Regions from separate parts of the Homo sapiens genome. Here region 2 is linked to region 1. A link is an interaction called in ENCODE POLR2A ChIA-PET data of the cell type or tissue named here. Cell type or tissue: A673. All regions are shown on one strand. Each heading gives the region's core, and the rest is flanking DNA. Links, peaks and the distances in the headings are about the cores only.

Region 1 (16,430 bases), core at 5,077-13,076:
CAAGAGTCTATGATTATGTTTTCCAGTGTTTATTTAAATGACGCTAAGGACATTAAAGGAGAAGCTTATATTATTGACGTTTTAATGAACCTGCTAGAAACTAGTTTGTCTAGAAAGTAAGATTTTTTATTTTACAATGTCAGAGTCTAAACTTGATTCTCAAGCCTGCTACACGTCAGAAATTTTAAAAAGCAGAAACATTCTTGAAGACCAGGTGCGGTGGCTCACGCCTGTAATCCCAGCACTTAGGGAGGCCAAGGCAGGCAGATCAGGAGGTCAGGAGTTCGAGACCAGCCTGTAGTGAAACCCCATCTCTACTAAAAATACAAAAAAAATAGCCAGGTGTGGTGGCATGCGCCTGTAATCCCAGCTACTTGGGAGGCTGAGGCAGGAGAATCACTTGAACCCAGGAGGTGGAGTGAGTTGAGATTGTGCCATTGCACCACTCCAGCCTGGGCAACAGTGTGAGACTCCGTCTCAAAAAAAAAAAAAAAAAAAAAAAAGGAAACATTCTTGGATTCCAGTACTGTCTTCCTGAATCTGAGTCTCCAGATAGGTGGCTCCAAGATCTGTATATTTAAAATGTTCTTCAGGTTTTTCTTGTGTCTAGCCATATTTAGCCACTTGTGTTCTACCAAAGCACTGAAATGGTTTTCTTCCACTGTGTCCCATATATTGGTGGGACTTCCCTCCCTCTCTTCCTTCTTTCCTTCCTTCATTTTTTTAAAAAAGTGTTAATCTGAAGCCTTTCTAATACAAAGTGGAGCCAGTAAGACTTTATTTTCTAGGTCTGGAAACCTTACATTGTTAACAGTCATTTCCAGGGAATCAAGTGGTTTTGAGATATCTAAGCAATGTATTTTTATAGCTTTGTTTCAGATCATTCAAATATTTAACCTTCCTTAGTAAATATATTTGGTTAAAATGGGAGGGACAATTGTACATTAAAGGAAGAATTAAAAACAGAAGTGGGAATAACTGATTTCTAACTTATTTCACAGTATTAAAATATGGGAATTGGCCGGGCATGGTGGCTCACACCTGTAATCCCAGCACTTTGGGAGGCCAAAGCGGGCAGATCACAAGGTCAGGAGATTGAGAGCGTCCTGACCAACATGGTGAAACCCCGTCTCTACTAAAAATACAAAAATTAGCTGGGTGTGGTGGTGCGCACCTGTAATCCCAGCTACTTGGGAGGCTGAGGCAGGAGAATCGCTTGAACCCGGGAGGCAGAGATTGCAGTGAGCCAAAATGGTGCCACTGCACTCTAGCCTGGCGACAGAGCGAGACTCCATCTCAAAAAAAGAAAAAAGAAATACAGGAATTGTATAAGCATGGTGATTTGGTCATTAAAATATATGAACATTTTTGACTAATTTTTGTCACAAAATTCTATTCTACTCCATTTCTCTAAGTAGAAAATGTAATTTCCATTTTTGTCCTGCAGTATCACTTATTTTCAGTACATAGTAAGATGCAATGTGATTGTAGAGCAAATAAGAACTATACACATGTTAATTGATAATATGTTCTTCTTATATAGGTTCAAGCCAAATGTTACCAGCTTCTCCTCTCAGTCTTCCAGCATTCCAATCGTGCCCTTTCAACTCCTTATATTCATTCATTAGCTCCAATAGTGGTTGAAAAGCTAAAAGCTGTTGAAAGAAACAGACCAGCCAGTAACATAGAGCTTTTAGCGGTTCAAGAAGGAATAAAAGTTCTTGAAACACTGGTTGCTCTTGGTGAAGAACAAAACAGTAAGTATATTCTTATAAAAAGCTACTAGTTCAGAATGAAGATCTGTATTGTATATAAATCTTATTTGATATTAGAAACAGGCCTGCTGGGCGCAGTGGCTTACACTTTGGGAGTCCCAGCACTCTGGGAGGCCAAGGTGGGTGGATCACGAGGTCAGGAGATCGAGACCATCCTGGCCAACATAGTGAAACCTGATCTCTACTAATAATACAAAAATTAGCTGGGTGTGTGGCGCACACCTGCTGTCCCAGCTACTTGGGAGGCTGAAGCAGGAGAATCACTTGGACCCGGGAGTTGGAGGTTGCAGTGAGCCGAGATCATGCCAGCGCACTCCAGCCTGGCAACAGAGCGAGACTCCATCTCAAAAAAAAAAGAAAAGAAAAAAAACCAGGCCTTTGCTTCTGTTACATAATGTAGTGAGTTGATTTTTTTCTTTGTTTGTTTTTGAGCAGGAAGTTCAAATGAATTGCCAATGGCATTTCAACACAGCGATTTTTTTTTTTCTAGGAATGTATGCATCCCTTAAGATCTAGGAAAAATATAGATGTTTAATAGGGTTTTTTTTTCTTTTTTTTTAGACAGTCTCGCTCTGTCACCCAGGCTGGCATGCAATGGCACCATCTTGGCTCACTGCAACCTCTGCCTCCTGCACTGAAACAATCCTCCCACCTCAGCCTCCGGAGTAGCTGGGACTACAGGCATGTGCCACCATGCCTGGCTAATTTTTGTATTTTTTGTAGAGACAGGTTTTTGCCATGTTGCCCAGGTTGGTCTCTGACTCCTCCTGGACTCAAGCGATCCACCTGCCTTGGCCTTTCAAAGTGCTAGAATTACAGGTGTGAGCTACCATGCCCATTTCATAGGGTTTTAAAATAATATATTCTAATCTTCATAATAGAGGTATAAAAGCTTTATAACAAATATAACCAGTTAAGTATTAATACCAAACATAATTATTAAAATATCTCAAAACTTGTTATTTAGAATTTTTTTTAATTTAATGAAAAACTACTGCATACATCCATTTAACCAGAAACTTATGCAGTTTAATATATTTTCTTTATTCCCTTAATACTTAAGCTTTGATTTTATCACAATATTTGTCCTTCAAAATATGATTTTTAATTGTAGACAGACTGTACTTTTTAAACTAGTATCTTATGATTGAACATTAAGCTGTTTTTAATTTTTCAAGATCACAAATGAAGCTTTTTTTTTTTTTTTGAAACAAAGTCTTGCCCAGGCTGGAGTGCGGTGGCACGATCTTGGCTCACCGCAACCTCCGCCTCTGAAGTTCAAGTGATTCTCCTGCCTCAGCCTCCTGAGTAGCTGGGATTACAGGCATGTGCCATAACGCCTGGCTTAGTTTTGTATTTTGAGTAGAGATGGGGTTTCACCACCTTGGCCAAGTTGGTCTTGAACTCCTCACCTCAAGTAATCCACCTGCCTCAGCCTCCCAAAGTGCTCGGATTACAAGCGTGAGCCGCTGCACCTGGCCGAGATGAGCATCTTTATTCTTAAATTATTTCTGTCAGATTCCTAAGAGTGAAATGACTGGAGAGAAGGGAATGCACATTTTAAGACTTTTAATTGGCCAGGCGCAGTGGCTCATGCCTGTAATCCCAACACTTTGGGAGGCCAAGGTGAGCAGATCACTTGAGATCAGGAGTTTAAGACTAGCCTGGCAAACGTGGTGGAACCCCATCTCTACTAAAAATACAAAAAATTAGCTGCACGCGGTGGCTCATGCCTGTAATCCCAGCACTTTGGGAGGCCAAGGCAGGCAGATCATCTGAGATCAGGAGTTCGAGACCAACCTGACCGATATGATGAAACCCTGTCTCTACTAAAAGTACAAAAATTAGCCAGGCCTCGTGGTATGCGCCTGTAATCCCAGCTACTCGGGAGACTGGACGGGAGAATTGCTTGAACCCGGGAGGCGGAGGTTGCAGTGAGCTGAGATCACCCCACTGGGCTCCAGCCTGGGTGACAGAGCGAGACTCCATCTCAAAAAAAAGAAAAAAAGACTTTTAATCTATATTGTCACATTGCTCTCCACCTACAAACTGTACCTGTTTTTTCTTTTCTGTTAAAAATTTTTTCCTCTTCTCTTAAAAACATTTCACAGAAAATTGGAAAAGTAGTGGAGATTTTTGAAAAGCGATTTCAATAGCTCCTCTATAAAATAATAATCCAGAACTATGCCAGTAGAAGAAAAGAATGCAGAGGAGAAAGTGGAAGAAAGGTTTATCTGATTTGATGATTAACTGGTTATAGAAGGCAAAAGAAAAGAAGCAAGTATTACTATGTTGCATGAAAACAACATCAAAATTGGGAAAGTCAGAAAAGGCAGTGTTTGGAGAAGTTGATAAATTTAGTTGAAATTAGTAACAATATAGGTTATTTAGGCAAAAATTTTATGACTGACATGGCCTATGTTTGGCAAATCAAAATAACTTTATTTGTATTTTTATTTTACTAATTGTAAATTCCATAAAGATGAGGACTGAATCTTACTCACTTTGTAATCCCAGCACTAAGTTTTATTGCGTTCTAGTATTTAAAATATTTTTGAGTTGACTCTTGGGATCAATTCCTTTACAGGCACCCTAATTTGGAGTTAAATTTAGCATGAGGACAGATAGGGAAGGGAACTTTTTTTTTAATTCTGTATTGTTTGATTTTTTTGACAGTAAGAATATATATATCATTTGTATAATTAAATATAGTTTAATAGCTAGTTAGGCTTTAGCAATATCTTTGAAATAAATGACCCTTTTTCAGTTTAAGATATAAAACAACCAAAGCATTGTAATTTCAACTATCAACCAGACCAATTTGTAGCATTATTAATGAGGTGTAGCAATGATCAGCACCATTGGTCAGGTGTGGTGGCTCACGCCTGTAATGCCAACACTTTGGGAGACCAAAGCGGATGGATCACGAGTTCAGGAGTTCAGGACCAGCCTGGCCAATATGGTGAAACCCCGTCTCTACTGAAAAAAAAAAAAAAAAAAAAAAAAGCCAGGAGTGGTGGCACATGCCTGTAGTCCCAGCTACTCATGAGGCTGAGGCAGGAGAATCGCTTGAACCCAGGAGGCAGAGGTTGCAGTGAGCCGAGATCACACCACTGCACTCCAGCCTGGGCAACAGAGTGAGACTCTGTCTCAAAAAAAAAAAAAAAAACCAAAAAAAAGCACCATCGTGATTTCTTCATTTTTTTAATGGACTGCTTCACTACTCAGATAACAGATGTTTTGTACTCTAACAAGACTTTTAAGAGGTAGAATAAGCAGTTTGCCTGTTTTTAAAATTAAAACTGAATCTAAGACTAAATGCCATAAAAAACCAAAGGCACACAAGTCTCATTGGTGAAATAAGATGACACTCATTAGGAGGATACCATCAAATAAATGAATGAATGTAAATCATATTAATTTGATGGCAACATTTTTATACTTCACTTCATATTTTACATAGTTACATGATTCCAAGAGGGTAAATTTTCAGCTTTTGAATTTAAGTCGTTCAACTTTTTTCATCCCATTTACAGATGTTAATTTTGTTGTCAACTTTACAGTATCCGGTATAAGAATGGGCAGTATATGTTTTTTCACCCTGCATGACCAAGGTTATAAGCTAAAAATATTAGAATTATATTTGACTCCTTGTTCATCATCTTTATTGAATCTGTTATTCAAATCTTGTCCCATTTCTTTCTGAAATTTCTCTAGGTTTCAAGAGAAACTTGCACCTTATTCTTATATCTAATCACCTCCTAAATAGATAACTATAATAGTTTTCCTAGCTGATATTCCCCATCAAATTTACCTAAAGTAATTTTATCTCTCCTTTGCTTAAGAATTTGGAAAAGTTTACTCTTTCCTTACAGCATCAAGTCTGAACGTCTTTGCTTGCTTTTCAAAATATTTTTTCTGCTCCCCAACGTGTACCTACTAACCTGACCAGACCAGTTTCCTTTCTGTGCTCCTTTTAATCGCTTACATTGTTCATATTATTTTCACTTTCTTCAGTTGTTTTTTCTCTTATTTTTTTCTTATACAAATCTATTAAACCTACATTAGATCTTTTCTTTGAGAAATATTGCCTAATTGCGTAGCTCACTCCGATTTTACCCTTCATAGAATTTATTTGGTATTTGTAACCAACCAAATAAAATCCCAAAGTATTCCTCAGTTTTGTGATTCTCTTGGTGAATTCTATACGGAAATGCTACCCACGTTTTTTAGCACTTAGTACTCTAATTGTTCTATGTGCTGTCTACTGTTTTCATTTAGATAATAAAAGAATCCAGGTAGAAACAAATTATGTAACATTTCCTATAATGCTTAGCATATTTCTAGATATTTGATGAATACTTAAATAACTTATATTTTTTCCAGTTTTATATATATATATATATATATATTTTTTTTTTTTTTTTGAGACAGAGTTTCACTCTTGTTGCCCAGGCTGGAGTGCAGTGGCCTGATCTTGGCTCACTGCAACCTCCGCCTCCCGAGTTCAAGTGATTCTCCTGCCTCAGCCTCAGGAGTAGCTGGGATTACAGGCGCCTGCCACCACGTCCAGCTAATTTGTTATATTTTTAGTAGAGATAGGGTTTCACCATGTTGGCCAGGCTGGTCTCGAACTCCTGGCCTCAGGTGATCCACCCGCCTCAGCCTCCCAAAGTGCTGAGATTACAGGCATGAGCCACTGCGTCCGGCCTCCAGTTATATTTTAAAATTGTTAAAACCAAAACCTTAATTTTCAACCTACTGTTGAAAACCTACTATTGAAACCTCTTCCAATTTAGCAAGCCAATATACTGAAGATAATTTTATATATATTTTATAATTCTCTACTTTATTTTTATTATGAAAGCCAGCTTTTATAATACTATTAACTTTTTTTTTTGAAAGGGAGTCTCGCTTTGTCGCCCATGCTGGAGTGCAATGGCACGATCTCTGCTCGCTGAGACCTCTGCCTCCCAGGTTCAAGCGATTCTCCTGCCTCAGCCTCCAGAGTAGCTGGGATTACAGGCATGTGCCACCACACCCAGCTAATATTTTTGGGTTTTTTTGTTTTGTTTTGTTTTGTTTTTTGAGACAGAGTTTCGCTCTTGTTGCCCAGGCTGGAGTGCAATGGCACGATCTCGGCTCACCACAACCTCCGCCTTCCAGATTCAAGCGATTCTCCTGCCTCAGTCTCCCTAGTAGCTGGGATTACAGGCATGCGCCACCATGCCCGGCTAATTTTTTTTTTTTTTTTGTATTTTTAGTAGAGATAGGGTTTCTCCATGTTGGTTAGGCTGGTCTCAAACTCCTGACCAGGGGATCCGCCCACCTTGGCCTCCCAAAGTGCTAGGATTACAGGCATGAGCCCACCGCGCCTACCCCTATAATACTATTAACATTGTACATGAGGGAAATTGAACTAAATCTAGAAGATTGGAGGATTTACCTGGGACTTTAAAAATAAGCTTTTTACCTCTTTTCTGAAAACTTAATATGGAAACAAATCCATTTAATTGGAAACTTCTGGGTAGTTGCCAAGAGAAAGAGTATGTATGTTTATTCATTCAAAGCATAGTTACTGGATGGCTGTGTACCAGGTAGTGTTCTAGGCATTGAGAATTTCTCGTGAAATAAAACAGGCAAAGGTCCCTGATCTCATGGAGCTTACATTTCTGGTAGGAAAACACAGACAATAAACACTTCTCGTCCCCTATACGTGTGTGTGTGTGTGTGTGTGTGTGTGTGTGTGTGTGTGTGTGTGTGTATCTGTGTCTGTTATATGTAGACATGTATCTTTGTGCAATTTTATATAGTGATGATGGATATATCAATTTTAGATGTAGATATAACATCTATAGTTAGATGCAGGAATTGATAGGAGCTGTGAAGAAAAAAATACAGCAGGGAAAGAAAATAGGGAGTAAGGTCCAGGGTGGAACTGGGATTCTGGAAAGGCTTCACTGATTATTATCACTGTCCTTGCTGACATCAGTGAGTGTCACACATTCTCTACCAGATGCTTCCTCCTGCCTTACAATTGCGTCAGTTGTCATTCTACAAAAATTAACAGTAATTAAGGGGGAGAACGCGTAATTCTCAATGTGATTATGAGATGTTATACACACACACAATTACATATAAAGGTTAATTGTTAAAAAAAATCACCTTTAATGAAACTTATATCCCAGGATGGAGTTGTTAATATAAGTAAAGACAAAAGACTAACAAAAGGAGATGAAGCCTCCAAATAAATACTTTTTTAAGGACTTGGAATTTATATCAGTCGGACATAGGTTCTTGTTTTTTTAACCCTAAGCTTATGTATTCCCTTAGTTTTGAGGAATTTCCCCTCACTGTGAGTTTTGGGGGATGATGAAATAGGAAAAAAGTTGTATTGTATTTCTACTTAAAGAGGAAAGAAACAACTAGTGTTAGTTAAATAATGGTAAATAGATGCTTTTCAGGTTTCTGTTCCTCACTCCAATCTCCTGATTCTAGAATGCCCGTAAAAATTTTATAATCTTACTCTCAAGATACATTCTACCAGGTGGCAATTGTAAAGTGTTTTATTACTTTTTAACCTTTGGCCCTTTTTTTTTTTTAAGTAAAGCAAATTAATATAAATGTAAAATATACAATATTAACAAACCTGGTTTCCAGCTTGTACATTTAGTAAATATTTAATATTAATTACGAGTTATTGAGGTCTAAAGTAGGCTGTGCATGTGTACTTATATTTTATTATGTTCAGTCTTCCATGGCAATTGCCTAGTTTTTAAAGTTTATTATAATCCTTATGTTTGTGATCTTTTTTCATACTTTATTATTTACAGGAGTCCAGCTACTTGCTCTTTTAGTTCCCACTTTGATATCTTACCTGCTGGATGAAAATTCTTTTGCCTCAGCAAGTTCAGCTTCCAAAGATCTTCATGAGTTTGCACTCCAGAATTTAATGCATATTGGACCTCTGTATCCACATGCTTTCAAGACAGTAATGGGGGCTGCTCCTGAGTTGAAAGTGCGTCTAGAAACTGCCGTTCGAGCAAGCCAAGCGAGCAAAGCTAAAGCGGCTGCCAGACAACCAGCCCCCGCCATACATTCTGCACCAACAATTAAGCTAAAAACAAGTTTTTTTTAATTTGTAATTTCATTTATTTGTATTTATGTTGTCAACTAGCCCCTAATTAGTGATGGCCACTGTATCATTCCAGGCTACCTATGGGTTCTGTTTTATTTGTATATTGGTATTATAGTGCTTCCAAGTAGGTTAAGTGAAATAATGCTCACACCACTTATTGATTTTTAAGGAGTGATTTTTTTTATCATGTGGTGAATATGTTTTCATTTTCCTCCTAATAATGTTTCTCTTTTGTTAACTTATTTATTTTTCAAACACTGAGCCATAGTCTTAAATTTAAATGCTAAAAACAATTGTATCATGTAGTCGGGCAGCCTATTGATACTGTCAGGGGAAAAAAATGGGTCAGAACTCAGCATCTGTCATGAAAAAAATCAATTGAAAAACAAGCAGATTTTAAATTTTGAAGTAATCAAAATAATGGAAAGTGTCTGTTTTGTGGTGTATATACTATGAATAAAATCACAGCATTTTCTAAGCATTTCCCAAAATGTCCTTATCTTTCTGATGGATCTTTTAGCTTTCATATCAAATTACTAAATTATGCTATGTATATTTTAGTTGGTAACAATTAAAATTCTCATTTAAAGGTTCACTAAAATGTTTAAATGTAATATAATATTCTGCTTTTTTTAATGGCTAAAATTTGGCTTCAGTTATGTTTTGTAATTACAGAACCTCAAGTTCTGGCTATGATGGTTAGTTTCCTTCATCAAATATTTATTGAATGCCTACTGTGTATAAGGCATCAAGCTAAGTGCTGCAGGGGATACAAAAATGAATTAGGCATAATTACAGTGATGCCATTCTTTCATGTAGTGGGCATTTTACCGTACGAAATAGATAATTCACACAATGAATGTTTGCCACAGCATTTAGCAAATTTTAAACACCAAGTTTTACCGCACAGTGTAACAGACTGAACAAGTATTATCAAAAGCAAGTCACTTTCTGAACATTTATCTTCTTTTCTCTTTTCCTTTCTTTTCCTTTTTCTTTTAGAGACAGAGTCTTGCACTGTTGCCCAGACTGGAGTGCAATCATAGCTCACTACACTTGAACTCCACTCAGCCTTTTAGATACCTGAGATAGGTACTTTGTCTTGCCTGTTTTCTCACTGACTTTTGGGTGTTTTTTTCTTTTCTTTTTTCTTTTCTTTTTTTTTTAGATGGAGTCTCTCTCTGTCGCGCCCAGGCTAGAGTGCAGTCGCGCGGTCTTGGCTCACTGCAACCTCCGCCTCCTGGGTTCAAGCAATTCTCCTGCCTCAGCCTCCTGAATAGCTGACATTACAGGCACCCGCCACCACACCCAGCTAATTTGTATTTTTAGTAGAGACGGGGCTTCATGTTGGTCAGGCTGGTCTCGAACTCCTGACCTCAGGTGATCTGCCTGCCTCTGTCTCCCAAAGTGCTGGGATTACAGGCGTGAGCCACCATGCCCAGCTTCTTTTCATTTTTGTTTTGTTTTGTTTTGTTTTGAAGCAGGGTCTCACTTTTGCCCAGGCTGGAGTGCAGTGGCACATGACCACGGCTCACTGCAGCCTCAATCACCCAGGCTTGAATGATCCTCCCACCTCAGCCTGCCAAAGTGCTGGGATTACAGGCGTGAGCCACCACACTTGGCGCTGGTTGTTTTTTCATTTCAGGTTTGCATTGCCACAATTATTCTCCTTGGTTTTTGTTTTTGTTTTCGCTAACAACTTCATGGAGATCCAGTTCACATACCATACAACTCAATTCAGTTTGGGCATGGTGGCTCACACCTGTAATCCCAACACTTTGGGAGGCTGAGGCCAGGAGTTTGAGGCAGCCTGGGCAACACAGCAAGTCCTCATCTCTACGTTAAACAAAAAGAAAATTAGCCAGACGCAGTGGTGCACTCCTGTAGTCCCAGCTACTCAGGAGGCTGAGACAGGAGAATTGCTTGAGCCCAGGAGTTTGAGGCTGCAATAAATTGTGATCATGCCACTGTATCCCAGCAAAGTGTACAGTTCAATGGTTTTTAGTGGTGCCACCATCACCACAATCAATTATGAACATTACCCCAAAAAGAAACCTTGTATCCTTTAGCTATCCTCCTACCATCTCCCCATTTCCCCCCAACTTAGGCTACCACTAATCTACTTTCTGTCTCTGGATTTTCCTCTCATGGACATTTCATATAAATTGAACCACTTAATATGTGGTTTTTTGTGACTGGCTTCTTACTGTAATGTTTTCTGTTTGCTTGTTTTTTGAGATGGGATCTTGCTCTGTTGCCCAGGCTGGAGTGCAGTGGCGCAATCTCAGCTCACTGCAGCCTCTACCTCCTGGGCTCAAGCAATCCTCCCACCTCAGGCTCCTGAGTAGCTGGGATTACAGGCGCACACCACCATGCCCTGCTAATTTTTCATATTTTTGTTAGAGGCAGGGTTTCACCACGTTGCCCAGGCTGGTCTTAAACTCCTGAGCTCAAGTGATCCATCTGCCTCAGCCTTCCAAAGTTCTGGTATTACAGGCATGAGCCACCAACCCACTGTAATGTTTGTTTCTTTGTTTGTTTTTGAGATGGAGCCTCACTCTGTCACCCAGGCTGGAGTGCAGTGGCACAGTCTTGGCTCACTGCAACCTCTGCCTCCTGGGTTCCAGCGATTCTCCTACCTCAGCCTCCCCAGTAGCTGGGATTACAGGCACACGCCGCCACGCCTGGCTAATTTTTTGTTTCACCGTGTTGGCCAGGCTGGTCTTGAACTCCTGAGCTCAGGCAATCCGCCTTCCTCAGCCTCCCAAAGTGCTGGGATTACAGGCGTGAGCCACCACATCCGGCCCACTGTAATGTTTTTTAAGGTTCATCCATGTTGTAGCATGAATCTGCACTTCATTCCTTTTTATGGCTGCATAGTATTCCATTGTATATATACCACATTTTGTGAATCTACTCATCAGTTGCAGGACATTTGGATTTTTCCATCTTTTTCTTGCCTGTTAGGAATAATGATGCTATGAGCAATTATGTACAAGTTTTGGGGTGGACATATGTTTTAATATTACTTGAGTATATACCTAGGAGTGAAATTGCTTGTTCAAATAAGTCTACCTTTTTCCTTTTTTTTTTCTTAAATATGGCCTTTCTGACTCATGTTTAACTTTCTAAGGAACCACCAGACTGTTTCTAATCTCCTTATTTTTTTGCACACATGCATGTACACACGTAACCCCTTTTCCCTCATCTATTTATAAAGTATGTTTATTTCTGCCTTGGCTATTTTTTGCTGTTCTTGGCTTCTCCCATCATTTCCCACTTTAGGGTAGACTGCATCATGCATTAGCAATGATCCTCTCCCTCCCTGTCTCCCTTCCTCTCTCTCTCAGTACATCTTTATGCTTTCTGTAGACCCTTCTGTTTTTGGTTTTTTTTTTTTTTTTTTTTTTTTTTTTTTTTTTTTTTGAGGCGGAGTTTCACTCTTGTTGCCCAGGCTGGAGTGCAATGGCATGATCTCGGCTCACCTCAACCTCCGCCTTCCAGGTTCAAGTGATTCTCCTGCCTCAGCATCCCGAGTAACTGGGATTACAGGCATGTGCCACTGCGACTGGCTAATTTTGTATTTTTAGTAGAGACAGGGTTTCTCCATGTTGGTCAGGCTGGTCTTGAACTCCTGAACTCAGGTGATCCACCTGCCTCGGCCTCCCAAAGTGCTGGGATTACAGGCGTGAGCCACCGTGCTTGGCCTTCTCTAGACCCTTCTAAGTCACTGACAACTTCTAGTTTTCTGTGATCATATCTGTAAAGGGAAGATCTGTTTGAAGATTATTAATTTGTTCTGCTGCCCAACCCATGAGATTTTTCTCAACCTAAATAATCTTATTTATTTGATTATGAACATCCAGTATCATGAAGCTAAAAGGAGAAGCAACATGATAGCCAGTAATTCTTTCTGAAGCATACTCTGAGCAGTTTTCATAGTTCAAGACAAAGTATCTTCTGTTTGCTTTCTAAGTTCTTACTAATCAATATTATACATTTGAATTATTATTTTTTGAGACAGGGTCTTGCTCTGTCACAAGGGCTAGATTGCAGTGTTGTCATCGTAGTTCACTAGAGCCACAAACTCCTGGGCTGCAGCGATCCTCCCTCCTCAGCTTCCTAAAGTGGTGGGATTACAGGCATGAGCCACTGCACCCAGCCTGAATTCTTTTTTTTTTTTTGAGACGGAGTCTCACTGTCGCCCAGGCTGGAGTGCAGTGGCTTGATCTCAGCTCACTGCAACCTCCGTCTCTTGGGTTCAAGCGATTCTCCTGCTTCAGCCTCCCAAGTAGCTGGGATTACAGGCGCCCGCCACAATGCCTGGCTAATTTTTGTATTTTTAGTAGAGATGGAGTTTCGCCATGTTGGCCAGGCTGACCTTGAACTCCCGACCTCAGGTGATCTGCCCACCTCGGCCTCCCAAAGTGCTGAGATGACAGGTATGAGCCACCGCGCGCCCAGGCCTGAGTTCTTTTTTTGTTTTGTTTTTGAGACAGAGTCTCGCTCTTCTGTCACCCAGGCTGGAGTGCAGTGGCGCAGATCTCGGCTGACTGCAAGCTCCGCCTCCCAGGTTCACACCATTCTCCTGCCTCAGCCCCCCGAGTAGCTGGGACTACAGTCTCCCGCCACCATGCCCAGCTAATTTTTTGTATTTTTAGTAGAGACAGGGTTTCACCGTGTTAGCCAGGACGGTCTCGATCTCCTGACCTCATGATCCGTCCACCTCAGCCTCCCAAAGTGCTGGGATTACAGGCGTGAGCCACAGTGCCCGGACCAGGCCTGATTTCTTAATTAGAGAAAACTCATCCCTGATAAGGCAAGTATCCCTGTTCTAAGTAGGTTCTGTCATCAACTAGGAATAGAAGTTTAGACAACCTGACCCTTTGGGGCTTCAGTTTTCTCATCTATAGAATGAGAAAATTTAGTAAATATCCTCTCTCTGATCTTTTACACATTAAAAAAAAAAAGTACATATAGCTGAATATTTGTCCTGCTTATTTTTATCAAGAGAATTTTTGGCCAGTCCTTTAATATTGGTACATAACATTATTTAGTCTGACAAGCAGTCTTTACATGTGTGTAGAACTACTATCACAGTGTAACAGTGTAAAATACAGTAAACAAGGCTGGGCTTGGTGGCTGATGCCTGTAATCCCAGCTCTTTGGAAGGCTGAGATTGGAGGATTGCTTGAGGCCAGGACTTCGAGCCCATCCTGTGTAACATAGCAAGAGCTTGGGAGACTGACAGAGGAGACACACTTGAGCCCAGGAGTTCAAGTTTACAGTGAGCTATCATCACGCTGCTGCACTACAGTCTGGGTGACAGAAAGGGACCCTGACTCAAAACAACAACAACAGCAACAACAAAAAAACAACCCACTAAACATAATCCAGATATAGAAGTTAAAATACTACAGGTTGGTATTGTCAGTAAGAATGACCATTTCTGTTGTGTTCCAAGCACTGTGTTAGACACTTCATACCCATTATTTATTTTCATTTAAACAATGCTGAATGATGGATATAATTATCCCAATATTGAAGACATTTATTTATATGAATTATTATCCCTACATTTTTTTTCCTCTAGTTTATTTTCGATATTAGAATTCTTAAATCTCAGTTGGAATTTTTAGGTTGATGTCAGACATGGCTAGAGTAGAACTATAAATAAATTTCTTGCCTCAGTGCTTTCCATTAGATGGATTATTTTTAAAACCTGATTTAATAATTACAAACTCATTTCTAGTTCTCTCATATCTAAAACCTTATGAAAGTATTATTTATGGGCTTCACAGAATTTTATTAAGAATTTCATATCTTAATCATTTTTTAATTTATTATTTATTTATTATTTTTTGAAACAGGGTCTCCCTCCATCGCCCAGCCTAGAGTGCAGTGGCATGGTCACAGCTCACTGAACCTCAGCTTCCTGGGCTCACGTGATCCTCACACCTCGGCTTCCCAAAGTGTTGGGATTACAGGCATGAGCCACAGCGCCCAGCCTGCCTCAGCCTCACAAGTAGCTGGGGCTACAGGCACATGCAACCATGCCTAGCTAAATTTTTTTTTTTTTTTTTTTAAGAGACAGGGTTTCACGTGTTGCCCAGGCGGGTCTTGAACTCCTGAACTCAAACAGTCCGTTTGCTTCGGATTCCAAAGTGCTGGGATTATAGGCATCAGACTCGGACCCTGGTCCCTTAATCATAATTTAGAAAAATTATACTGAGCTAAGTTTTGTTTCGTTTTGTTTTGTTTTTTTGAGACAGTCTTGCCCTGTCGCTCAGGCTGGAGTGCAGTGGCGCAATCTCAGCTCACCGCAACCTCCACCTCCCGAGTAGCTGGGACTACAGGTGAGTGCCTCCACGCCCAGCTAATTTTTGTATTTTTAGTAGAGACTGGGTTTTGCCAGGTTGGCTGGGCTGGTCTCGAACTCCTGGTCTCAAGTAATCCGTCCACCTCAGCCTCCCAAGTGCTGCGATTACAGATGTGAGCTACCACCAGTAGGAATCATTTTTTGATGGTTACTTAATAATGGATGTACCATTATTGACTTAGTCATTATGCTAATCTTAGGTAATTTACTTCCAGTTTATGTATGTATATATAAACTGGAAACTATATTTCCATATTTCCAGTATATATATATATATGTGTATATATATGTATATGTATATATGTATGTATATGTAAATATATGTATATATGTATATATATGTATATGTATATATATGTATGTATATGTAAATATATGTATATATGTATATATATGTATATTTATATAGACACACACACACATATATATGTATATACAAAGCGTGTGTGTGTGTGTATATATATATATATATATATATATATATATATATATATATATATATATATATAAAGTGTGGGCCAGGCGCGGTGGCTCACTCCTGTAATCCCAGCACTTTGGGAGGCCGAGGCGGGCGGATCACGAAGTCAGGAGATTGAGACCATCCTGGCTAACACGGTGAAACTCCGTCTCTGCTAAAAGTACAAAAAAAAAAAAAATTAACCGGGCGTGGTGGTGGGCGCCTGTAGTCCCAGCTACTCAGGAGGCTGAGGCAGGAGAATGGCATGAACCTGGGAGGCGGAGCTTGCAGTAAGCCGAGATCGCGCCACTGCACTCCAGCCTGGGCGACAGAGCGAGACTCCATCTCAAATAATAATAATTATGTTGCATTTGTGTTTAAAAAAATAGAACTTTGTGGCCAGGCACAGTGGCTCACGCCTGTAATCCCGTCATTTTGGGAGGTCAAGACGGGCGGATCACCTGAGGTCGGGAGTTCGAGACCAGCCTGACCAACATGGAGAAACCCCGTCTCTACTAAAAATACAAAATTAGCCAGGTATGGTGGTGCATGCCTGTAGTCCCAGCTACTTGGGAGGCTGAGGCAGGAGGATCACTTGAACCCAAGAGACAGAGGTTGCAGTGAGCCAAGATTGTGCCACCGGACTCCAGCCTGGGTGACAGAGCAAGACTCCTCAAAAAA
Region 2 (16,430 bases), core at 5,690-13,689, 91 kb after region 1:
AACAGATTCTGCCTCCGTGCTGGATAATTTCAAATTCCTTGAAAGTGCAGCTGCAGATTTCAGTGATGAAGATGAAGATGATGATGTTGATGGAAGAGAGAAAAGCGTCATTGATACTTCAACAGTGAGTTAGATAACTCATACAATATAAATATTTTTAGGGACTATAATACATACTGTATAATGCATAAAAGAATCCATGTTCTTTAATCTTAACCCGTAGCTTTTTCTTTTTCATGAATTTGGAGACATTTATGAGAGTTTGTAATACTGATTTCAAGTTGAGAATATTTTTAATATAGTAGCTTTCTCTTGAAATTCCTCACTGTTTGACTTTTTGTTCATTCATTGAACAGGACAACTTTTCTATGGGGCAGATGAATATAGTAAATATTGTGTGTTATAACAATGCAGGGTTATTGGTTGTTACAAGAGAATAGAATTGACAGACACATCATGGTGCCTGATGGCAGCTAGCATCAGCTCTAATATATGCAGTTTTTGTCTCTTGTCAGGATTGTTTTGGTAGGCAAACTTTCAGAACTCTTCCATTAGAGTTCTTCAAAATTGTTTAGGGTTCTTCTCAAGTTTTGTTCAGATGTTGATAAGCTTATTGACTTTCCCATGGCAGGTTCTTGGAATGAGAGATGTCTCGAAGTAGCCACTTCTTTCTCTTCCCTTCTCCATTTTCTTCTCTTCTTCCCTCTTTCCCCCTTTTCCTCTCTCTTCGCTTTTCTCCCCTCTTCCCCTTCTCCCTTCTCTCTCTCCTTCCTTCTTCCTCCTACTCCTTTTCCTTCTTTTTAAAGTAAGATATGAGGACATGTTTCACTTTGTCTAGGAAAATGTTTGCATTTTCTCTTTCACATTAATTTATGAATAGAGAGGAGGAAAGTAAAGTAATATAAAGCAGATCGGACCTCTAACTAAAAGACTTGGGTTTAAGCTCCAGTTCTGCCACTATTTGTGTTTCTTAATGCTTCAGGCTTAGTTTTTTCATTTGTAAAATGAGGATTGTTATAAATAGCCATCTTAACCTTGGAGGATTTTGTGAGGAACAAAGAGACACTATGTGCGAAAATGATCTGTTTAACTATAAAGTGCTTTCTAAGTGTAACCTCTGTGTGTTTTATGCCTTCTGCTTCTGAGGCTCCATCAGAGACTCAAATTATTACTACCAGATTATTGTTTTCCATCACGACTATTCAATAGTACTCTACTGGTAAAGCCCTGCCTTGGAAATTATTTGAAATTCAAGTAGTAACTTCCAATTTTTCTTATCCAAAGAAGTAGTAATAGCCTGTGTCTTAATTTACCATAGTAAAAGGAAAAGCCTAAATTTCAATGACACTTTTTCTGTGTCCTGATCATCTGGAAATTGGGTAGTCCCTTGTGATTTCTGTGGGATGCTGGCATTGAGATATTATTTTTCCATCAAAATACTTTATTCATAGCTCAGTATTAAATAATGCCTTGAATCATGATGCTATGTTTCTGTTAGTGATATCAATTTAAATATTTAAAATATTTATAAACTAATTATTAAAACTGTTACATATGATCTTACTAGAAATTCCTAAACCATAGACTGTTGTCTTTTTAAGTAAACAACATAATAAATATACTGTCTTCTAATTAGTGCAGATCATAGCAGTTCTGTGCTGCGTGCAGTGGCTTGTGCCTGTAACCCCAGCTACTCAGGAGGCTGAAGTGGGAGGATCACTTGAGGCCAGGAGTTTGGGACCAGCCTAGGCAACATAGCAAGACCCCATATCTAAAAAAAAAATTTTTTTTTAATTAGCCATGTGTGATACTGCATGGGAGGCTGAGGAAGGAGGATCGCTTGAGCCCAGGAATTTGATGTTGCAGTGAGCCATGATCATGCTACTGCACTCAAAAATTTTTTTAGTTTTGGCTGGGTACGGTGGCTCACACCTGTAATCCCAGCACTTTGGGAGGCCGAGACGGATGGATCACTAGGTCAGGAGATCAAGACCATCCTGGCTAACGCGGTGAAACCCTGTCTCTACTAAAAATACAAAAAAAATTAGCTGGGTATGGTGGCGAGTGCCTGTAGTCCCAGCTACTCGGGAGGCTGAGGCAGGAGAATGGCGTGAACCCAGGAGGCAGAGCTTGCAGTGAGCTGAGATTGCGCCACTGCACTCCAGCCTGGGTGACAGAGCGAGACTGTCTCAAAAAAAAAATATATATATATTTTTTAGTTTTTTTTGGAAAAAAATATTTCTAAGCAAATCACTGGTTTTAACAGTTTTGCTTATTTTTTACATTATATTACATTAATTTGCACAGCTACACTCACATAGCTATATGCCGAAAAGGACTTTAACAACCTAATTCTGTGTAGCAGTGAATAAGCATAACTTACTGCATTCTATAGGAAAAGCTGAAAGTTATCCTATTAAAATGTCAAGTAGAACAAGTTTTAAAAATGTTATTTTATTTTATTTTTCTTTTTTTTTTTGAGACGGAGTTTCACTCTTGTTGCCCAGGCTGGAGTGCAGTGGTGTAATCTCAGCTGACTGCAACCTCCGCCTCCTGGGTTCAAGCAATTCTCCTGTCTCAGCCTCCCGAGTAGCTGGGATTACAAGCATGCACCACCACACCCGGCTGATGCTGTATTTTTAGTAGAGACAGGGTTTCTCCATGTTGGTCAGGCTGGTCTCGAACTCCTGACCTCAGGTGATCCGCCTGCCTTGGCCTCCCAAAGTGCAGGGATTACAGGTGTGAGTCACTGCACTTGGCCCTTATTTTTCTTTGCCATCATTATCAGTATTCTCGTCATCACCAGTTAAGTGTAATAACAACTCTGAGATTATACATGCATGTAAAAAGTGATCAGTTTCAAACTGTGTGAAGCCTAACTTCTGCAGCAGCATTTAGTCTCCACATTCAGGAACTTTAGGAGGAAAAAGAATGGAACTAAGAGCTATTAACTATTTTTTTTAGCCACAGTATAAAGAATCCCACGTCCCCTTGTGTCATGGCCCTCCTAATGGTTTTTGAAGTGACAGTTTATTCATTTTTCTAATCTACTTAGGCATCCTGTGCAACCCATAACTTCTTTGGTTTTCTCTTAATTTCCTAAATTGATTTATAAGCTCATCGAAGGTAGAAGTGGAGTGGAACCTTCTATGTCAGGAAGAAAAGTAATACATGCTTATTATTACAAACTCTACCTCTTCCGATTCTGATCCTGTTCTCCAGTGGTAAACACAATTCATTTTTCTTCTCTACCCAAACATTAAAAGCAGAGGACTTTTGGTTTATTTATTTAAAGTGAGATACTTAGTAAATAGTAATCTGCAATGACAGTAATAAATGTCATTTATCTTTATTCTTTGTAAGGTTATACTGAGGTGGTGAGACTAGAAACAAGTTTTTCCCCCCAAGAGTTGCTTTTATTACTTAATACCTAATATTTAATGTTGAAAATATATTCATACTTGGAATTTGAGGTTCCACATGCTTCTTATGGATTTTGCCTGCTCTTTTTGTCAGGCAGTGAGAACGAGGACTCTGTAAGATGTTGGTGGTGGTCCCTCTGAATTACAGCTGGCAACTCATCAGAGTCTAGAAGATGGAGGGATTAAGCCTCTAGGGTAAAAGAAGGTAGATTAGGCAATATATTTATATGTGGAACTCTGAGAATTGGGGTGTCCTGTTGGCATAACTCTTCAGATACACCTGTTTTTTTTCTTTTTTTTTGAGATGGAGTCTCGCACTGTCACCCAGGCTGGGGCGCAGTGGCGTGATGTCAGCTCACTGCAAGCTCCGCCTCCTGGGTTCACGCCATTCTCCTGCCTCAGCCTCCCGAGTAGCTGGGACTACAGGTGCCCACCACCATGCCTCGCTAATTTTTTTTTTTTTTTTTTGTATTTTTAGTAGAGACGGGGTTTTTACCATGTTAGGCAGGAGGGTCTCCACCTCCTGACCTCGTGATCCACCCATCTCGGCCTCCCAAAGTGCTGGGATTACAGGCATGAGCCACCGTACCTGGCCCAGATACACCTTTCTACCTTAGTCTGGCTACCTAGGGAAAATTAGAATAGATTATTAGAATATGGTTTGTATTTATAAAAGAATACACATTCAGCACGGGTTTTCTGTTCCCAGTCTGCCACACTGATCTTGCTTTTTTTGTTTGTTTGTCTAATAGATTTGCTAGATGGTAGATTGGGAGGTGCTGTAAGCATAGAAGTATTTCTTGATTTTAGGAAAATATCCCAAATAGTTAAACAAATTATTCTAGCATCATTAAATAATCCTTTGATTTCTCCTATCCAATTGTGTTTTTTTTTTTTTTAGACGGAGTCTTGCTCTGTCGCCCAGGCTGGAGTGCAGTGGCGCGATCTTGGCTCACTGCAAGCTCTGCCTCCCAGGTTCACGCCATTCTTCTGCCTCAGCCTCCCGAGTAGCTGGGACTACAGGTGCCTGCCACCATGCCTGGCTAATTTTTTGTCTTTTTAGTAGAGACAGGGTTTCACCGTGTTAGCCAGGATGGTCTCGATCTCCTGACCTCTTGATCCACCCACCTCGGCCTCCCAAAGTGCTGGGATTACAGGCATGAGCCACCGGGCCCGGCCACTCCTTTACAGTTTTTATATGTATCAGGACAGTTAAGGCTAGATAGGAGTTGTTTATGATGCCACCTTTGTTCTGTTGGTAGTGGCTTCTTGGAGTGCTGTACTGAGAAGGATTTCTGAGGCTGTATCTTGTTTTTGAAGAAGAATGCTGTGATTGATGAATGATACCAATTAACAGCATGGGAACAGGGCCATACAAGTCACGTGTTTGTCATCTTTGGGGTCTACTTCTCAACTCTCTAGTCTATCCTATTGGTCTGTCTGTAAAACTTTTATAATTTTAAGCCACTCACAATAGCCCAGCGATAACATTTGATCCTATCATGTTATTTCTGTTTTGCATGAAGTGAGTAAGCTGAAGTCTAGAGAAACTGAGATATTGAAATCTTATTCAAAGAAAATGCAAACCTAGCATCCTAATTTCTTTAGGCCCATGTTGGTAAAGGTGACTGAGATGGAGACAGTTCATAAAGAGCTTAGGCATGTAGATCACAAAAATTGTCCCTGCATGTATTCAGCTTAAGTTTTAGCCCTTCAATTGGATTTGTGATTCCAGAGTTATTTCTAAATATAGAAAAATGAACCATAGCAACCTTTACCAATTTGTTGTTAAATCTAAGTTAGATGTACTCTGAAAGATCAACATTTTAGGGAAAAAAATAAATACATGGAGAGCTACTAGAGAAAACTGATGCAAGGTTAGGACAGTAGAAATAATTATGGGAACCTTGTAAATCGTATATCTGTCATTTCAGTACATGTCTTATATTTCAGTATGTGGTTCCGTTAGTTTACTTAAAACAAGCCATAATACCGTTGAGCAAAGTTTAAATTACTGCTTTAAAATTTATAATGTACATATTTTTTAAAACTATGTGATTTTCACTGAGTTAGGTAGTACAGTTATTTAACACAACAAACGTATACTTTCTGAAGAAAATAATTGAATTTTCTTATTCAGTGGTAAAGGGAAACTATCTCCTTTATTTAATTTAGCATGTTTTTTCATTAGATTGTTAGGAAAAAAGCATTGCCTGACAGCGGTGAAGATCGAGATACAAAAGAAGCTCTAAAGGAGTTTGACTTCTTGGTTACATCAGAGGAAGGAGACAATGAATCTAGAAGTGCAGGCGATGGAACAGACTGGGGTAAGGAAGCATACTGGATCCAACCAGAGATGTTAAGTAAATAAAAGAAATTAATATTTTACCAGGAGGGCAACATCTTAACTATAATGTTGAAATATTGAGCATTCTGTGAACTTATTACTACTAGCACCCTTTATCCAGGGTGAATGTGTGTGTATGTTTAAGGAACATTGTATAACTACCTCATTTAAAAAGAAAAAAAAACAACAACAATACAGTATGAAAAGAATTTGAATTACTATACAGAATATTCTCTGTTTTCTGTTTAGACAGTGGAACTTGCAAATCTAGATTTTTGTGGAAATTGATTATGAGACTTTAGTTGGAGGATTTTTGGAGATCTCATTGCTGACATCTTACATGCGAAAAGAAGTATGAGTTAAAAAATTGTAGTCAGTCATTTATCATAAAGATTTGACAGTTCGTAAAAGGCATAGAATTTTTCTTCTCAAAATGTTCTAAAAAATCAAATATTTTAAACACCTAATAAGAGTTGAAACAAGTATTTTGGGGAAAATCCGTCTCATAAAAAAAAGGTCATTTAATTTTTCCTGTAAAAATGTTGTGCATAAATCGTTAAAAGTACGCTTAGGGGTTTTTTTTGCTATTGAAAGCAGTGCCATACTGAAATTACATTTTTAATTGTCTGTAACATATATAAAGAAATCTTACTTAGAGTTGTATATTGACTTTTTATACAGGCATTAAGGCTTATAGCCAGGACTGAGTTGCAGCAGCAGGATCTGCTATGTTTATGCTTTATTACTGGCACCTGAAAGTTTTCATTGTTTTTCTTTCTAGCTCAGCAGTATATTTACTTTTTTTTTTTTCATACCGAGTCTCACTCTGTCACCCGGGCTGGAGTGCAGTGGCTTTTTGATACCGAGTCTCACTCTGTCACCCAGGCTTGAGTGCAGTGGCGTGATCCTGGCTCACTGCAACTTCCAGTTCCCGGGTTCAAGCAATTCTCATGCCTCAGCCTCCTGAGTAGCTGGGACTACAGTGTGCGCCACCAGGCCTGGCTAATTTTTGTATTTTTAGTAGTAACAGGGTTTCACCATGTTGGCCAGGCTGGTCTCGAATTCCTAACATCAGGTGATCTGCCTGCCTCGGCCTTCCAAGGTGCTGGGATATCAAGCATGAGCCACTGCTCCCAGCCTTGTATTTACTTTTTTAAAGTTAGGTTTTATATTATGTTCTTCCCAGAAGAGGATAGGGATCTGTTGGTTTGGGTCCAGCCTTTCATGATGTTTGAACTTGAATTCTCCATATGAATTTTAAAATTATTTCTTCATGTTGTGTGAATAACTGAAGATTAGATTTTAGTTTCATATATATGTAAATAATTTGCAGCTAATTGTTATCTTTTCAATATTGAGTGTTCTTCTCAATAAAAAAGATACATGTCCCAAATTATACAGATTACCCTATTTATAAATAGTGTTTTTTTGTTTTTTGTTTGTTTTTTTCTTTTTCAACTTTCAGTTTTGGGAGTACATTTGCAGGTTTGTTACTTGGGTATATTGCGTGATGATGCAGTTCAGGGTGTAAATGATACTGTCACCCATGTACTGAGCATAGTACCCTTACGTATCAGTTGGTTTTTCAGCGCTTACTGCCCTCCCTGCCTCCTGCCTCTAGTAGTCCCAGGTGTCTTTGTTGCCATCTTTATGTCCCTAAGTGCCTACTGTTTAGCTCCCAGTTATAAGTGAGAACATGTAGTATTTGGTTTTCTGTTTCTATGTTAATTTACTTAGGATAAATACAGATTCTAATATACCTTCGAGAACTAGAACACAGCCTGTAAGACTGGGACACAGGTATTAATTCTGTCTAAATGTTACTTAGTGTGTTTTACTTAAAATGAAGAACTTTTTTTACGTTTTTAGTTACACACATCAGAAATACTAATTAAATCCCTATTTTTTTGGTATATTTCTTCTCTGAAGGAAAAATGAAAGAGTTCTAAAGCCAAAATGAAAAAAAGTAAGATACCTTTTCCTTCTCTCATTCATTTAAAAATTCTGTTGAACTTTTTTCTCCTTCATGATTGCTTGGTCATTATATGTAGTGACTGATAAGAAAACTCTCCTAGATAAGTTCAAGGAAAAGGTTTCCTAATGTTTTTAACAGACAAAAATAGATTTTTTGTAAACTTTTTTCCATCTGAAACATTTTACAGTAAAACTAATTTGTGCTTACCTCAAGGAAATGTTCTTCCTCTGTAAATATTGAACAATCCCAGTGGCACAAGGTCTACAAGAGATATTATGTTATGTTGCTAATTTTTCTGCCTTGCATTCAAAGTAGACTCAACCCCGCCTTACTTATCAGAAACCATTATAATAAGGGCATTTGTTGAATCTTTTTTTTTTGACAGAGTCTCACTCTGTTGCCCAGGCTAGAGTGCAGTGGTGCAATCTTGGCTCACTGAAATCTCCGCCTTCTGGATTCAAGCAGTTCCCTGCCTCAGCCTCCAGAGTAGCTGGGATTACAGGCGCCTGCCACCACGCCCGGCTATTTTTTGTATTTTAGTAGAGACAGGGTTTCACCATGTTGGTCAGGCTGGTCTTGAACTGCTGGCCTCAAATGATCTGCCTGCCTTGGCCTCCCAAAGCGCTGGGATTACAGGTATGAGCCACTAGGCCTGTCCCATTTGTTGAATCTTTTAATGACTCTTCTTGTTGAGGTGTTAAAGTAAGTTACTTAAGTAAGGCTGTCTGTCTATCCCTGATGTGAAATTCGAAATCTGAAATGCTCCAAATTCTGAAACTTTTTGAGCACTGCCATGATATTTAAAGAAAATACGCATTGGAGCATTTTGGATTTTGGATTTTTGGATTGGGGGGTGCTGAACCAGTATAGTACAAATATTCCAAAATCCAAAATAATTTGAAATCCGAAATACTTCTAGTCCCAAGCATTTCGGGTAAGGGATAGTCACCTGTAGTGTATTATTTTGCTTTTATGTTGGAGCTTCCTATGAGAGGAAGAAACTGATTATACTTCTAAGTCCAGCTGACTTCTTCTTGCCCTTAGTGTTCAGTTGAAAATTACTTTCTAGAATGATTGGTAGGTTCATTTGCCCAAGAATCATTAAAAAATAGTTTTCTGGGCCAGGCGCAGTGGCTCACGCCTGTAATCCCAGCACTTTGGGAGGCCGAGGCGGGTGGATCACCTGAGGTCAGGAGTTTGAGACTAGCCTGGCTAACCTGGTGAAACCCCATCTCTACTAAAAATATGAAAATTAGCTGGGCATTGGGGCGGGTGCCTGAAATCCCAGCTACTCGGGAGGCTGAGGTAGGAGAATCACTTGAACCTGGGAGGCAGAGGTTGCAGTGAGCCAAGATGACGCCATTGCACTCCAGCCTGGGCGACAGAGCGAGACTCTGTCTCAAAAAAAAAAAAAAAAAAAAAAAAGTTTTCTGGTGCAGTGATAATATTGACAATAGTAACTTTATAACCATAGCACACAATAAATTTTTCATATGCCTTTACTTTTGCTTAAACCATGTAAATTTGCCATTACCTTCAGGGACTCTGTCATGGTACCAATGACACTTCTTTTCCTTTTTTTGTAGTAAATAAAAGATACTTATTTAGTCATTGAAGAATACAGTGGGTACCTAGTGACTGGCTTTTCTTTCAAGAAAACAAGTCTGGAAACCAAGGAGATGTTAAAGTGAAACAGGCCTTTATTCTGTCTTATTCCCTACTGAGCTTGTGTATCAAGTTACTCATATTTTAGGCAAGTCCACCAACATAGCTGCATCTACTGTGCCACACTGAGGTCTTTCTCTGAGGAATCACACATCTGCATAGATATAGTTGGTCATTTTAATTGTGAATCATATTGCAAGGGTACCGGAGATTGGTTTTTCTCCGAGGACAGCTGCACTGTTCCTTGTGTAACTTCCTTTACTTTAACGTGTGAGTCATAGCTCAGTGTATTATATGATACATGTGTGTACATTTTACCTAGCCTATTATATGAGTCACATGCTTGACTGTTCTCACAACTGAGTTGTCTCCTTCTTTAGTAGTGTGCTGGATAGTTCTGTTAGTGAGCATGAGTAAATGGAATCTTTCGGTTTCCTGGAGGTTTCTTTACCAGTAGTTTGACCTGTATGTTTTAGGATTTTATAATTCAGATTCAAAGGGTTCACTTTTAACAAATTAACAAAACTAGGTTGCAAATCTTGTCTAATTGAGTGAACATTTAAACGATTTTAAGGGTTCTCTCCATCTGTCTTCTACTCTACTCCCCCCCACCCCCCCCAAAAAAAAGAAGAATATGCTTAGGTTGAGAATCTGGTTAGATTCTGGCAAGCAAAAAGATTTTACCATACATCTTCCATGATTGCTATTGTTTTTATGAGTCTAGTAAGATTATAAGGCTACATTTTAACTTCAAAAACCTGAAGACATTTGGGGACCCAAAAGCCATCTAGTTTAATTTATTATTAAGACCTGATTGATGAAAATTAACATTTTTAATTGTTATGTCTTTCTGGGAAAATAAAGAATGTTTCTCCTATTGATAGATTATAGTTAAGTATATAAAAATGTTGTTTAAAATGATTTTTAATAGTATTATATTCAGAGGCCCAGGAAACAGTTTTCTAAACTGGATTGAAACTCAAATTATTAAAAACAGATTTCTGTTTATTATGATTCACTTTGGTTTACTCGGATCATTCATTCAACAAATATTGATCAAGTGCTTTCTATTTGCTGGGTTTTCTAGGTGAAGATACTTATTCTTCTGGTGCTTACATTCAACTAAGAGGATATAGTATGTCAGAAGGTGATAAATGCTATGGAAAGTAGAAAAAGTACAGAGTAAGGGAGATAGAGAGAGCTGGGGTCAGTGTGGGGTAGAGAAGGCAGGTTACAATTCAAAATAGAGTGGTTAGCTGGGTGCAGTGGCTCATGCCTGTAATCCCAGCACTTTGGGAGGCTGAGGTGGGAAGATTGCTTGAGCCCAGGAGTTTGAGACCAGCCTGGGCAACATAGTGAGACCTCATCTCTACAAAAAATTTTTTAAAAATTAGCCGGGCATGGTGGTACACACCTGTTGTCCCAGCTACTTGCAGGGCAGAGGTGGGAGGATCGCTTCAGCCCAGGAGGTCAAGGCTGCAGTGAGTTGAGATTGTGACAGTGCACCCCAGCTGGTTTGATAGAATGAGATTCTGCCTCAAAAATAAATGGATAAGTAAATAAATGCACACACACACACACACACACACACACACACATATAAATTAAAAACCCATGAAATATAGTGGCCATGATAAGCCCCATTGAGAAGATAACAATTGAGTAAAAGACGTGATGAGGGAATTGGCCATCTGGGGAAGAAGTGTTCAGGAAGAAGAAAGCCAGTGCAAATGCCTTAAGATAGTAGCAGCATCCCTGGCATGCCTGAGAAATTTAAGGGAGCCAGAGTGGCTAGAGCAGAGTGATTCTAGGGAGAATGTAGTAAGAAATGACCAGATCATGTTGAGCCATGTAGACCAGTGGTGAGATGGGGAGCCATGGGAGGGATTTGAGCAAGAAGGGTGACACGATCTTTTATTTTAAACCATCTTTGGCTGCTACATTGAGAATAGACTACACAGGGAAACCAGTGTTGATAATAGACATGGGGAAGGGGGAACAATTATTGCAGTAATCCTAGCAAGAGATCATAGTGATCAGAGTAGTAGTAGATGTGCTGAGAAGCCAGATTCTGAATATTTGTGAAGGTAGAGAAAATAGTTTTCCCTGATATATTTTATGTGGAGTGGGAAAGAATGGGTTTTGCTCTGAAAAAGTGCACGTATGGAATTGTCATCAAATAAGGTGGGGAACCCTTTGGATGGAACAGATTGGATGGGGAGAGAGGTTGGGTGTTTGGTTTTGTATGTTTGCTTGGAGGTATCTGTTAGACTTCCTAATGGAAATGTAGAATGAACAGTTGGATGTATCAGTCTTGGGTTCAAGCTAGCATTCTGAGTTAACATTTACATAGCATTATATAGTATTTACATTGTTTTATAGTAAATATAAATACATAACATAGTTTTTAAATTTTCTTCTCTTGAAATAGTGACAATTGATTATTGATTTTCTTTACTACTAGAAACTCAGTTTCCTGTTTTAAGAATTTATAAACTAACATCATTTAAGTTGTAAATTTTAAATGAAGGTTGATTAATAAATTTTTCAAATGCTATGTATTAAGCCTGTAAAATAAAAATTATCACTTACTAATGAACACATGGCAAAAATATAAACTTCTTTAAAAGATCATTGGCGTTTATTTTGTACAATCCCTAAATAAAAATTTTCTCTCATCACATAAATTAATACAAAGTCTTTTTGTGTTAGTCCTAGAGGAATTCTGAAAACGAGAAGTTCTGTTTTTTGTTTTTTGTTTTTTTTTGAGACAGAGTTTTGCTCCTGTTGCCCAGGCGGGAGTGCAATGGCACAATCTCGGCTCATTGCAACCTCCGCCTCCCGGGTTCAGGCGAGTCTTCTGCCTCAGCCTCCCAAGTAACTGGGATTACAGGCATGAGGTACCATGCCCGGCTAATTTTGTATTTATTTATTTATTTATTTATTTATTTATTTATTTATTTATTTATTTTACTAGAAATGGGGTTTCACCTGTTGGTCAGGCTGGTCTTGAACTCCTGACCTCATGTGATCCACCCGCCTCAGCCTCCTAAAGTGCTGGAATTATAGGCGTGAGCCACCCCACCTGGCCGAGAAGTTCTTGATTGTAAAGTGTTTGTGCTTAATTTACTAAAAATCACTAAAATCTTCCGTGTGTGTGTGTGTGTGTGTGTGTGTGTGTGTGTGTGTGTGTGTCTTTCAGGAGAAACTGATTCTAGGAAATTGCACTGATCATTTCTTCTTAGTGATTATATTTTTTTGTGTGACTTATATATATAAAATGAATAAACTGACTTTTTTTAAGTTAGTGATACTATAAAGAAAGTGGTTGTTACGTCATTCAGACATACTGACTCAGAGTGTTCAATATTTTATTGAAAAAGGCTGTTTCATTTGTTTCACTCTGTTTAGAAAAGGAAGACCAGTGTCTCATGCCTGAAGCCTGGAATGTGGACCAGGGAGTAATTACCAAACTCAAGGAACAATACAAAAAGGAGAGAAAGGGGAAAAAGGGGGTGAAGAGTAAGTGGAAAACATTGTATCTGTAAATCATAAATCTTGCCTCTTTACATCCCCCAGTTTTTTTTTTCAATGTTTTCCTAAATCTACTTACTCTTTTTCATTTCTGCTCCTGACCTCTTTCCTTTTCACCTGCTCTCAGGGGTTGAAATTAAATGATTAGCTATTTAATTATGAACTTAAAAGAAAACAACCCACATGTACTTATGGAATCATGTATACTATATCCCAATAATAAATCCAGAGCCTCATGAGTGTTGGGCTATGTATTCAAACACAGTGATAATTTGATTTTTAAAAGTACCTGTGCTTAATTATAACAATGTTTTTCTTTTTCATTGACAATTTATAACTCATTTAGTGTGACCCTCTGGCAATCCACCAAAATTATTGCTTATAATTTTAGACATTGGTGACAGAAAGTTAATTTCTACCCCTGAATATTCTATGTGTTCATAACATGCAGTTCATTTGCTCATACCACTATATGCTATACAGGGCACAGAGTCAAATATATAACTTCTAAAAATATTTATTTTCTATTTAAACATTTTTGGCCAATTTTACTTATAACATTATTACCAATGACCTTTTTTCCTTTTTAATGTATGCCACATCAAAAACAAAATCCAAAAGGAAATTTCTAGCCCTGTGAATCATATATGTTTAATTATTTCATTATGCAAATTGTTTAGCAATGGATCTAGTTAAGAATGTAAAATGGAAATACAAAACCTTACAAACCATTCCTGAAAACAGTCTTAAATCATCTTCTTAGGGGAACAAGGCTAAATTACCTCCTTGTGTTTCTACCCTCGTTGACAATATGGGCCTCCCTTTTATGGTAATAGGAATTTGATTATTTGAGATGTTAAGGTAGTATAAAGTGAGATTAAAATCTAACTTAGTGAGAAATGTATTTTAAAGTTGCGAAAGACTGGAAAGGTATGCTTTTTCTTTTTCTCTCTCTGTAGTGATGCTAAAGCTTATTAAAGACCAGTCATTCCTGTTAGGACATTCTTTTAAACTTTATTACTTAAAAGCATTTAAACCTTTATTTAAAATATTTTAGAAATTACAAGCGTTTAGCTTGATTTGATAAAAAGTCAGTGTCTGTTATTGATGTTAAACCATTACATAATGAGAGATGATGTTGTAATGCTATCTCAAGATAGATTAAATCAGAATGAGAAAGATTAATATTAAAACATAAGCACATTTCATACCTTTTCGCCAAATATACTTACTGATAGACAATTTAATCTTAACAAGCATAGGGAGATGATTTGTCTTGGCTTTTGAGAGTCATGACAAAAAACCAGTTAAACTGAAATTTTGAGGAAAATTTGAATGTCATATGTGAGAAATAATTTCCAGATTAACTTAATGTTGATATTTTTCTTTAGGTCATTATGCTACAAAAATGAATGTCTTGAAATACAAAAGATCCTTTAGTTGGAAAGGTAACCAGGACTTAGGCACAATCCATCTACTTTTCCATTGGTTATTCAGTTCTTGTCAAATATCAAGGCATTGCTGTAGTTGGAATTTAACTGAAACTGCACCATTTGACTGGAACAATATTCCTACTAATAGAAGCAATTGGATTTCTTAAATCGGGGGATTAAAATGTGTTCAGACATCTAGCACATGGTTTTTTTTTAGTATGGTGAAGAAAAATGACACTGTAAGGGAGAAATTTTAACATCTTTCATTGAAGAGAGAGGGACTACACATTTCAGCACATTTTGTTTAATGTCTTCAGTTCATGTTATCTTGATAAAATAGCAATCTAGGAACAAGTAAAGACTTAGGATAAAAATAGAACTGAAGCCATGCTTTGAATTGATATATAAAGCATTGAGTTATAAACCACCATAAATTTTTTTTTTTTAATTGAACTAGTACTCATTGGAAAAGTTTGAGTCTTTTCAATGTGGTCTAGTAGAGATATTTCCAGTCAAATCCTGTACTCCAATCATACCATCTTGAAATACATTTCTAGGCATTAGTAAAAATTGCTTAAAAATAGTTGTATTCTTTGCTGGTATAGGAACAAACCATAACAGACTTTGGGTAAGATTTTCCCATTCTTAATTAAACTTGTAACAGGAAAAACTACTGAAGATCTGTTTCAGCCTCTATCCTATATAAAACAGTCAAAACAGGGATGTGGGAGAATGAAGAATCAAAGTTTAGGTAAGTAATCGGTAGGGCATGAGACTTCACCTCGGGTACCATAGCTTCAGGATGTAAGGCAATTAATGCAACTTAATTTAAACAAACAGGGATGTTACTGTTTAATTCAGTGCACAGTAGGCTCACAATCTGTATCTGGCTGCATTTAGAGCAATATTCAGTGGCTAAAGAATGTTATTTTTCATGGTCTAACTGGACACGAGCATTCTTTTTTATGTAAATAGTGATATCCCATTTGCTTAATTTAAAAAGTATAATTCTTTTCAAGAAATAAACTTTTACAGTAATTTGAAAACTTGAAAATAATTCTTATTAATCTAGTAGAATATTTTTAAAGGTAAATATTGACAGATGGAAAATAAGGCTTATAATACCATTTTGATGCAATTGGATAATTCTCTTTTCTCTTTTTTATCTCCTCCCACCCCCCCTTTTTTTGGCTAGGGCCCAATAGGTCAAAACTACAAGATATGCTTGCTAATTTGAGAGATGTTGATGAACTTCCTTCATTGCAGCCATCTGTGGGTTCACCTTCCAGACCCAGCAGCTCCAGGCTTCCTGAACATGAAATTAATAGGGCAGATGAAGGTAAGTATTTAAGATACTCTGGAGCACAAAATGCACTTGGATGTATATCTTTAAATTCATTCATTAGAAAGGCCTCTCCTATTAGAGAGAACTTTATTCTGCAGATGTTTGATCTGCATAGTTTTCCCCAAATGCAAGCTTTCTTACATTCAAGGGAGTTTGATTCCAACTTCAATCTTCAAGACTTGAGAAGGTGCATACACTTAAAAACCAACTCTAAATTCTGGTTTAAAATATCCGCTGGCTCCACTGATGCCCATGGCCCTATATATACCATTCCAACATTGGAAAAATTAGCAGTCTGTAAATTGGTAGTAAATGTTTACTTTGAAACTCATATAAATATTTAAGCAATTTATTAATGATAATTGAAAAAGGGGATAAAGTCACCTAAAAGTCTAGTCACATATTCTGCTATTTTAACTTGTTCCCTTTCAGTCTTGGTTCACATGTGTATACTTTTTTTTTGTTTTTTGAGATGGAGTCTCGCTCTATCGCCCAGGCTGGAGTGCAGTGGCATGACCTTGGCTCGCTACAACCTCCACCTCCCAGGTTCAAGTGATTCTCTTGCCTTAGCCTCCTGAGTAGCTGAGATTACAGGCACCTGCCGCCAAGCCTAGCTAATTTTTTTGTATTTTTAGTAGAGATGGGGTTTTGCCATGTTGGCCAGGCTGGCCTCGAATTCCTGACCTCAAGTGATCTGCCCATCTTGGGC

The links. Peaks named below come from ENCODE experiments on the same cell type or tissue, not always from the same donor. Only the 100,000 strongest peaks of a DNase experiment are listed, where the experiment ranks them.
Region 2: POLR2A ChIA-PET joins it to region 1 with 12 read pairs; 4 of 35 experiments call an interaction of 5 or more read pairs at or near these places.

What each region holds. Positions count from the first base shown.
Region 1 is chr2:36,973,973-36,990,402 of GRCh38, reverse strand. It overlaps HEATR5B (HEAT repeat containing 5B), which reads left to right. Exons shown (of 36, transcript NM_019024.3): 35 at 1,544-1,757; 36 at 8,609-9,508. The coding sequence ends at 8,913. Among named protein-coding and RNA genes, the nearest start is that of STRN, 16 kb to the right of the region's middle. In A673, for the core only: no CTCF peak of the experiment used is centred there; no DNase peak of the experiment used is centred there.
Region 2 is chr2:36,883,217-36,899,646 of GRCh38, reverse strand. It overlaps STRN (striatin), which reads left to right. Exons shown (of 18, transcript NM_003162.4): 6 at 1-124; 7 at 5,614-5,749; 8 at 12,821-12,931; 9 at 15,572-15,715. Among named protein-coding and RNA genes, the nearest start is that of STRN, 75 kb to the left of the region's middle. In A673, for the core only: no CTCF peak of the experiment used is centred there; a DNase peak (open chromatin) is centred at 9,686; H3K27ac peaks cover 520 bases.